Regions from separate parts of the Homo sapiens genome. Here region 2 is linked to region 1. Evidence: chromatin contacts called from ENCODE Hi-C data. All regions are on one chromosome and are shown on one strand. The core of a region is the stretch at or near the end of the contact, and the rest is flanking DNA. Distances in the headings are between cores, read along the strand shown.

Region 1 (3,469 bases), core at 450-2,949:
TTTGCTCTTGTCATCCAGGCTGGAGGGCAATGGCAGGATCTCAGCTCACTGCAACCTCCGCCTCCTGAGTTCAAGTGATTCTCCTGCCTCGGCCTCTCGAGTAGCTGGGATTACAGGCGCCCGCCAGCACACCCAGCTAATTTTTTGTATTTTTAGTACAAACGGGGTTTCACCATGTTGGTCAGGCTAGTCTCAAACTCCTAACCTCAGGTGATCCACCCATCTCGGTCTCCCAAAGCGCTGGGATTACAGGCGTGAGCCACTGCGCCTGGCCCAGATATGGTATCATTTCTTTGGTAAAATCTCAATATGTGCGGTGGATAAACAGATGGATAAACAAAACGTGGTGTATACATACAAGGGAATACTATTCACTCTTAAAAAGAAATTGACACAGCCTTGAGGACATTATACTAAGTGAAAGAAGCCAGTTACAGACAAATACTGAATGATTCCACTTATATTAAGGTATCTAGTCAGATCCATAGAGACAAGAAGTAGAATGGGGGGAGGAGGGGGATGACAAGGACAGGAATGGGGAGTTGTTTCATAGGTAGTTTCAGTTTTGCAAGATGAAGTTCTATTTTTCTTTTTTCTTTTTTTTTTTTTTTTGAGAATGGACTCTGCAACCTCTGCCTCCCGAGTTCACGCCATTCTCCTGCCTCAGCCTCCCTAGTAGCTGGGACTACAGGCGCCCGCCACCACGCCCGGCTAATTTTTTTCTATTTTCAGTAGAGACGGGGTTTCACCGTGTTAGCCAGGATGGTCTCGAACTCCTGACCTTGTGATCCTCCCGCCTCGGCCTTCCAAAGTGCTGGGATTACAGGCGTGAGCCACCGCACTCGGACTATTTTTCATTCTTTTAATTGCAAGATGAAGAGTTCTGAAGATTGATTGCTCAACAATGTAAATGTACTTAACAGTACTGAATTGTACACTTAGAAACGGTTAAGATGGTAAATCATATTAAGATGGTAAATTTTGTGTATTTTACCACAATTAAAATTTTGTAATTTCACAATTCCTTAATTTTATCAACTACCCAGTGTCCAAATTTCCAGTTCTTATAATAAGTATCATACTATTTTTTTCAATGTGTTTGCTGAATTAGGATCCTAATAAAATGCACAAGGGGCCATGTGTTACATCTCTTAAGTCTTTTTTAATCTATAGGTTCCCCACCACACTCCTCTCTTCCTTGCAATTTATTTGAAGAAACAAGGTTGTCTGTCCTGTGGCTTCTCATAGTCTAGATTCTGCTGACAGCATCCCATTGTGTTGTTTAACACCTTATTCTGTCCTCTTATTCCCTGTTGGGCTTGGCGGCTTTGGGTTAGTTTTGAATTGGGCTCAGGAGGAGGCTAAAGACATCCAATTCTGCGGGAACGCAGCCCTGCGGGACCTGAAAAGGCGAGACTAAGTCACCAGCCAAGCTGCCTAGAGGCAATCTTAAAATGGGACTGGCTAGGACTGTGACAAAGACACCGTCCACATGCCTACTAGGTCAGTCACCTACAAAGCTGGCGAATGAGGAAAAGAGGGAAGGCAGGGCTACGCTGGGAAAGCTCTTTGTCCCCTATCCACGCGCACAAAACAGTTGTCACAACTGACGTCACCAGGGGCGGAGCCTTTGGACGGAAGTGACGCTTGCGCGGCCGCGGCGGAGTCGTCATAGAGGCGGGGCTGCGGCGGCTGCGGTGTTCCTCCGACTTCCGGACATCTCCCTGGGAGTCGCGCAGAGTGGAGTCAAAGGCAACCAGTGCTCGCTGCGGTCTCTGGGGATCGGGACCGCGGCGGCGGCCCGCGAGCGGGATGTTCCGGGGCTTGAGCAGTTGGTTGGGCTTGCAGCAGCCGGTGGCAGGCGGTGGGCAGCCCAATGGAGATGCTCCACCCGAGCAGCCGTCCGAGACGGTGGCTGAGTCTGCGGAGGAGGAGCTGCAGCAAGCGGGAGACCAGGAGCTCCTCCACCAGGCCAAAGACTTCGGCAGTGAGTCTACCCTGGCTCTGGGACCGGGAAGGGGGGGGCGCATTCCTCCTCTGGGACGGCCCTGGGGCGCGGGCCCGACTGGCTGGGGGATGAGGGGGCCGAGGTGGGAGGCAGGGGAGGAAGATGTGTCTGTCGGTCAGTCCTCTCCGGGTCGGGAGAGATTGGTGAGGATCTGGACGAGGCCAGAGCTTCATCTAGCAGTCAGGTCCTGTCCCTGAAGTTCCTGGTGACAAGTCTACAAAGTTTGCAGACATTGGAATCAGGTATGCAGTCAAGCAGTGTGACCCGACGTCTTCAGGTTTGACAAGGAATCTTTTTTGTTCAACTCGAAAACCTTCATTTACACCCCCCAGATCGGGGATAGTTGGCGAGCTTGAATTGGTTGAAAAAATAATTTTTTGCCCCTAGGTCAGAACGTGTTGTCTGAAGTAAACTGACAGTTACTGAATGTCAATGTCTGCCCCGGTCAAATGCTTTTTAGGTACAGAGACCTTTTTCCTTAAGGAGGGAGAGAAAATGCCAACTGTCTGCTATACGCAAGTTGCAGTACTAGATGTTTTATGAAAGATATCCCATTTCATCTGTTAAACACCCCCAGTGAGTTGGGGGAACAAGCCCAGAGTTATTGGGCCAAAGTTATACTGATAGTGAGTGGTAGAAGTGGAATTTGAGCTTCGATCTTTCTCATTTTAAAGCCCGTGCTCTTTCCAAGTTTACAGTCTACAGGGGTTGGGGGACAGGTGATAATAGACGTGGAGTAAACACATGCTGTAGTAATTCTCATTTCTGGAGAGACCATGGTGGGCTTCAGTGATCACAGAAAGCATCTTTGAGGCCGGATATGGTGGCTCAGGCCTGTAATCCCAGCACTTTGAGAGGCTGAGGTGGGCGGATCATGAGGTCAGCAGTTCGAGACCAGCCTGGCCAACACGATGTAACCCCGTCTCTACTAAAAATACAAAAAATAGCCGGGCGTGGTGGCGGGCACCTGTAATCCCAGCTACTCAGGAGGCTGAGGCAGGAGAATCGCTTGAACTGGGGAGGTGGAAGTTGCAGTGAGCTGAGATCGCACCACTGCACTCCAGCCTGGGTGACAGAGCAAGACTCCATCTCAAAAAAACAAAACAAAACAAAACAAAAAAGCATCTTTGAGGAGGTGAGCCCTAAAGCAGCCCAGCACTACAAGTGAGAGAACTGCAACAAAGGTAGATACTAAGTTCAGCAACATTTGAAGAATCTACTAAAAGATGGGGGTGGGGGGATGGGGGTGGAGACAGGGATGTGGGAGGAGAGCAGCCTGAGAGTAGATAAACACATATTTGAGTAAGAAAGGGCCGAACAGTTTTTCTGGAGACAGGGTCTCACTCTGTCGCCCAGGCTGGAGTGCAGTGGCACGATGTTGGCTCACTGCAACCTCCACCTCCAGGGTTCAAGTGATCTTCCTACCTTATCCTCTCCAGTAGCTTGGATTACAGGCATGCC
Region 2 (3,469 bases), core at 559-3,058, 1.3 Mb before region 1:
CTCGCTATGGTAATGGCAACAATGCAACACTGGCACAGGGATAGAAGAGACCCATTTGTATGGGAAATTAATATATGAAAGTAGCAATTTCAAATCAGTGGGGCAAGGATGTATTTCCCAGTGAATGATGTTAGAACAAATGACCATATGAGAAAAGACAGTAATCCCCCACTACATACAAAAACATGTTCCAAATGGATGAAGGATTTAAATGCAAATAGTATACTTCTGAGATTTAAATCTAAGGAAACAAAAAAAACAAGATTTTCTGCACAATTCCATTCTCTGCAATATTTACTGCAATAGCAAAAGACAGGGACATTCTGGATGATAGGTTAATAAGTAACGCAACTAAATTACAGTGTAGCCATATAAGAGAATACTGTGCAACCGTTAAAAAGTGATATAGATCTTTATTTATTGACACAGAAAAAAATGAAATATTATTTAATTGGAAAAGCAGGTTACAGAACAGCAATTCTATTTAAAGGGGACAAATAAAACAATGTATTTAAATGGACTCATTTAAATAAAATTATCGAGTTGTGTTAGTATGCATGGAGGTGCCCGGATGAACATACATCACAATGTGAACAGTGGTCATCTCCAGATAGTAGAATTTCAGATATGTTTCTTTCCATTTTTCTGACAGTTTGAATTTTCTGTAATAATTAATTGACTTTTATACAATGGAAACAACTTTTTTGTTTTGGAAAAAAGAAAGATGCTGCCGCTAATCAGTGGATGAAAGTAAGTGATATAGTTTATTTTACATAGACGCTGATGAATATCTTGTTCCCTGCTTAGGTGAACTGGGGCTGGATAGAAAGGCAGTGAGACACAAGGAGAAACACTAAGAATCAGAAGAGTAGCTCCATATTACATGTAGGACAATGCAGCTCCGACTTTAACATGTGTTACTGTGTGGAAAAGACCTGCATTTTTTATAGAGAGCGCTTATGTCAGAATAGGAACAAAGCATTTAGGATCTAATACAAAGCTTAAAAATTTAAGAGGACAAACAAAAGCTTCCAGATTTCAAACAATCAGCCAAACTATAAGGAGTGGTGTCTAGAATTGCTTTGCTTTTCCTGCTGCACATGCATTTTTAATTAAAATAATTGCATGAGAAAGGCAATCTCCATTCTGTTTGGGCTGAAGCTCCCTTTTGGGCTCTCAAAGGAGTCCCTTTCAAATCATATTCTTTTCCATCCCCAAATATTTTTCAATTATCCAAGCCTAAGGGCTTTCAGGTTGCTAACCATCTAAAAATATGTCAAGCAACTTTAAAAAGTAAATTGTGGTGAGTATGACTCATTTAAGGATGAAAAATCTAAGTGGACATCAAGATTTTTTTTTCCAAATTTGATTTTAGGAAGCAATTTCAACACTTTTTTAAAAAGATTCAGGAAACAGTTATCCCCCCTTTCCTCTACTTTTGCAGTGTGGATGCTCCTTTCCCTGGTTATACAATTAAACCTCGTTGCTCCTATCCTAAATATCATAAAATCTGAATTAGAGAAGTCTGGTCAATGAAGTTTTATTGAATTCAAAATGCCTATCTTTTACTACTTGAAGCAAAAAACATACTTTCAGCCTTTGGGGAAAAAAAAATCAGAAACCAAGGAAACCACTGACCTTTTACTTATTATAACCTTTTATTTGTTTTTTTGCTAAGTAGTGTAAATGCTAGACTGAGACTTTACATATAAATTAATGTCTGTAGAGGATTTTTTAAAAAACTGAAGCAGTACTTCTGAGAGTTGACACAATCCAGATGATTTTTTAGGGCATTACATAATCACAAACACCTGGAGAATTGCCGTGGGTGGCTGACGAATTGTGAGTGTTATGTTTAAACTCAAGAGTTGCATGTGTCTAATTAAGTAAGAAATTTGTAATCTGAAACAGGTGTTTTCTTAAAGCACTTGACGTGCTTCTTGGTCCTGCTTCCTCTTTTCCTCCTTCTAATTCTTTCCGTGGGTCTTTACTAAATATTTTTGCTTCCTTGTCAGTTCTTATTTCCTTGTGTGTTTGTGTTTGGGGGCAGAAAGACAAAACACACAATAGTGATGAAAGAAAAGTGTCACTTGCCATGTGAAGTTTAGGAAAGGTGTACCTCAAGGAGCTATAAATTAATTCTGAAGAATTACAACGCAAGAGATAATATAGTTTGTTGTTTCTTTCTGGCTGGTATTTAGAAGGCAGAGTCTGAGTACCTCATTCAGTGTTTGGGAATAAGATGCAAGACCTGTTCTTTAAAGCAAAATGTTTATATTACAGGGAAAACTATGTTTTCCTTTAATTTCCATTTGCTTTAAAATGGTGGCTGTTTTTTTTTTTTTTTTTTTTTTGTCTACTAGTGGCTTGGTAGGAAAAAGAGAAAAACAAAACAAAACACGAGTTGAGGTCATGGCTGATGAGAGATGCCAGCAAGGAACATATTGCATAATAGAAGCTGCTAACTGGTCTTCAAGGATGTCTGAATCCATACAATTAAGGACTCAAGTTATTTTACAAAAATGTTTTCATGACTTGAGTAGAAACCGGGAAAATCACCCAATTGACTAAATTGACTCACCCAATCCCAACCCCACATACGCACCTTCACAAGTTCCAAAAGGTGGTTTTAACAAAAAGGAAAAGATAACCAACACGGTTCAGGTATTCGGCCAATGGATAAATCCGAGTATTTTAAAGCTCTACCAGGTCCTGCCTTACATTTCCCTGCCACCACCCTGCAGAAGCACCAGTGCTTCAGAGACTCCCGCCACTCTGCCCCCTGCAGGTGTGGCCCTGCCTCCAAAAACTACACCGGCTTTGGGGCTCTGGTGCAAACCTCAGGTTTGCCATTTACCAGGTTTGGTATGCAGGGTGAAGTCCCTTCACTTCTTGGAGGCTCAGTCTCCTCATGTACAGCATAGACCTGGGAGGTGAGCTCTCCGAGAGTGGTAAGGACTAAGTGAGTAATGTGTGCAAAGCACCTGGCCCATAACAGGTGATGGGTAAGTCCTAGAGTTGGCACAGCTACCACAGCTCCGTGGGCAGAGATCCCATTCGTGGATCTTCATTCACGCTTCCTGGAATAGTTCCCCCTACCCCCTCCAACAGTCTCATAGTTCACCTCCTCGCTTCACTCAGGCCTCTGTTCAAATGTTACTGCCTAAGAAAGGCCACCTCCAACCAGCCCATCTGGTCTAATTTATCAATCAATTCTGTATCCTCCAACCATGGTTTGTTTCTTCTTCCTAGCTTTTTCACCATGGGACACTATATTATGTAATTATTTGTTATTCATTTATTGTCTGTCTTCATTAAGAGAATGTAAGCCCCATGAAGGCAGGGACTTTTTTAACTTAGCTACTATGGTGCCTAGCATACAGCTGGCACTGAAGATTTGTTCAATGAATGAATGAATTGATCAATCAATCGATGGATGGATGGATGAATAGCATCTTATATTTGCATA

Evidence for each region. A loop is a pair of places that touch in the nucleus more often than their neighbours do. Pooled maps may share reads with other maps.
Region 2: a pooled map shows a loop between it and region 1 (2.8-fold over the local background). The contact joins the enhancer-like site here to the promoter of SYAP1 in region 1. A Hi-C loop is called at or near these places in 3 of 50 pooled maps.

The regions. Positions count from the first base shown.
Region 1 is chrX:16,717,913-16,721,381 of GRCh38, forward strand. SYAP1 (synapse associated protein 1) reads left to right here and starts at 1,700. Exons shown (of 9, transcript NM_032796.4): 1 at 1,700-1,987. The coding sequence starts at 1,813. RefSeq lists an enhancer at 1,510-1,569.
Region 2 is chrX:15,463,675-15,467,143 of GRCh38, forward strand. All of the region lies in intron 3 of PIR (pirin), which reads right to left. The region is part of intron 2 of PIR-FIGF (PIR-FIGF readthrough); the gene reads right to left. Among named protein-coding and RNA genes, the nearest start is that of PIR-FIGF, 26 kb to the right of the region's middle. Within about 2 kb of position 1,809, at least 2 of the 41 ENCODE cell types and tissues checked have a DNase peak (open chromatin) inside an H3K27ac peak, as active enhancers do.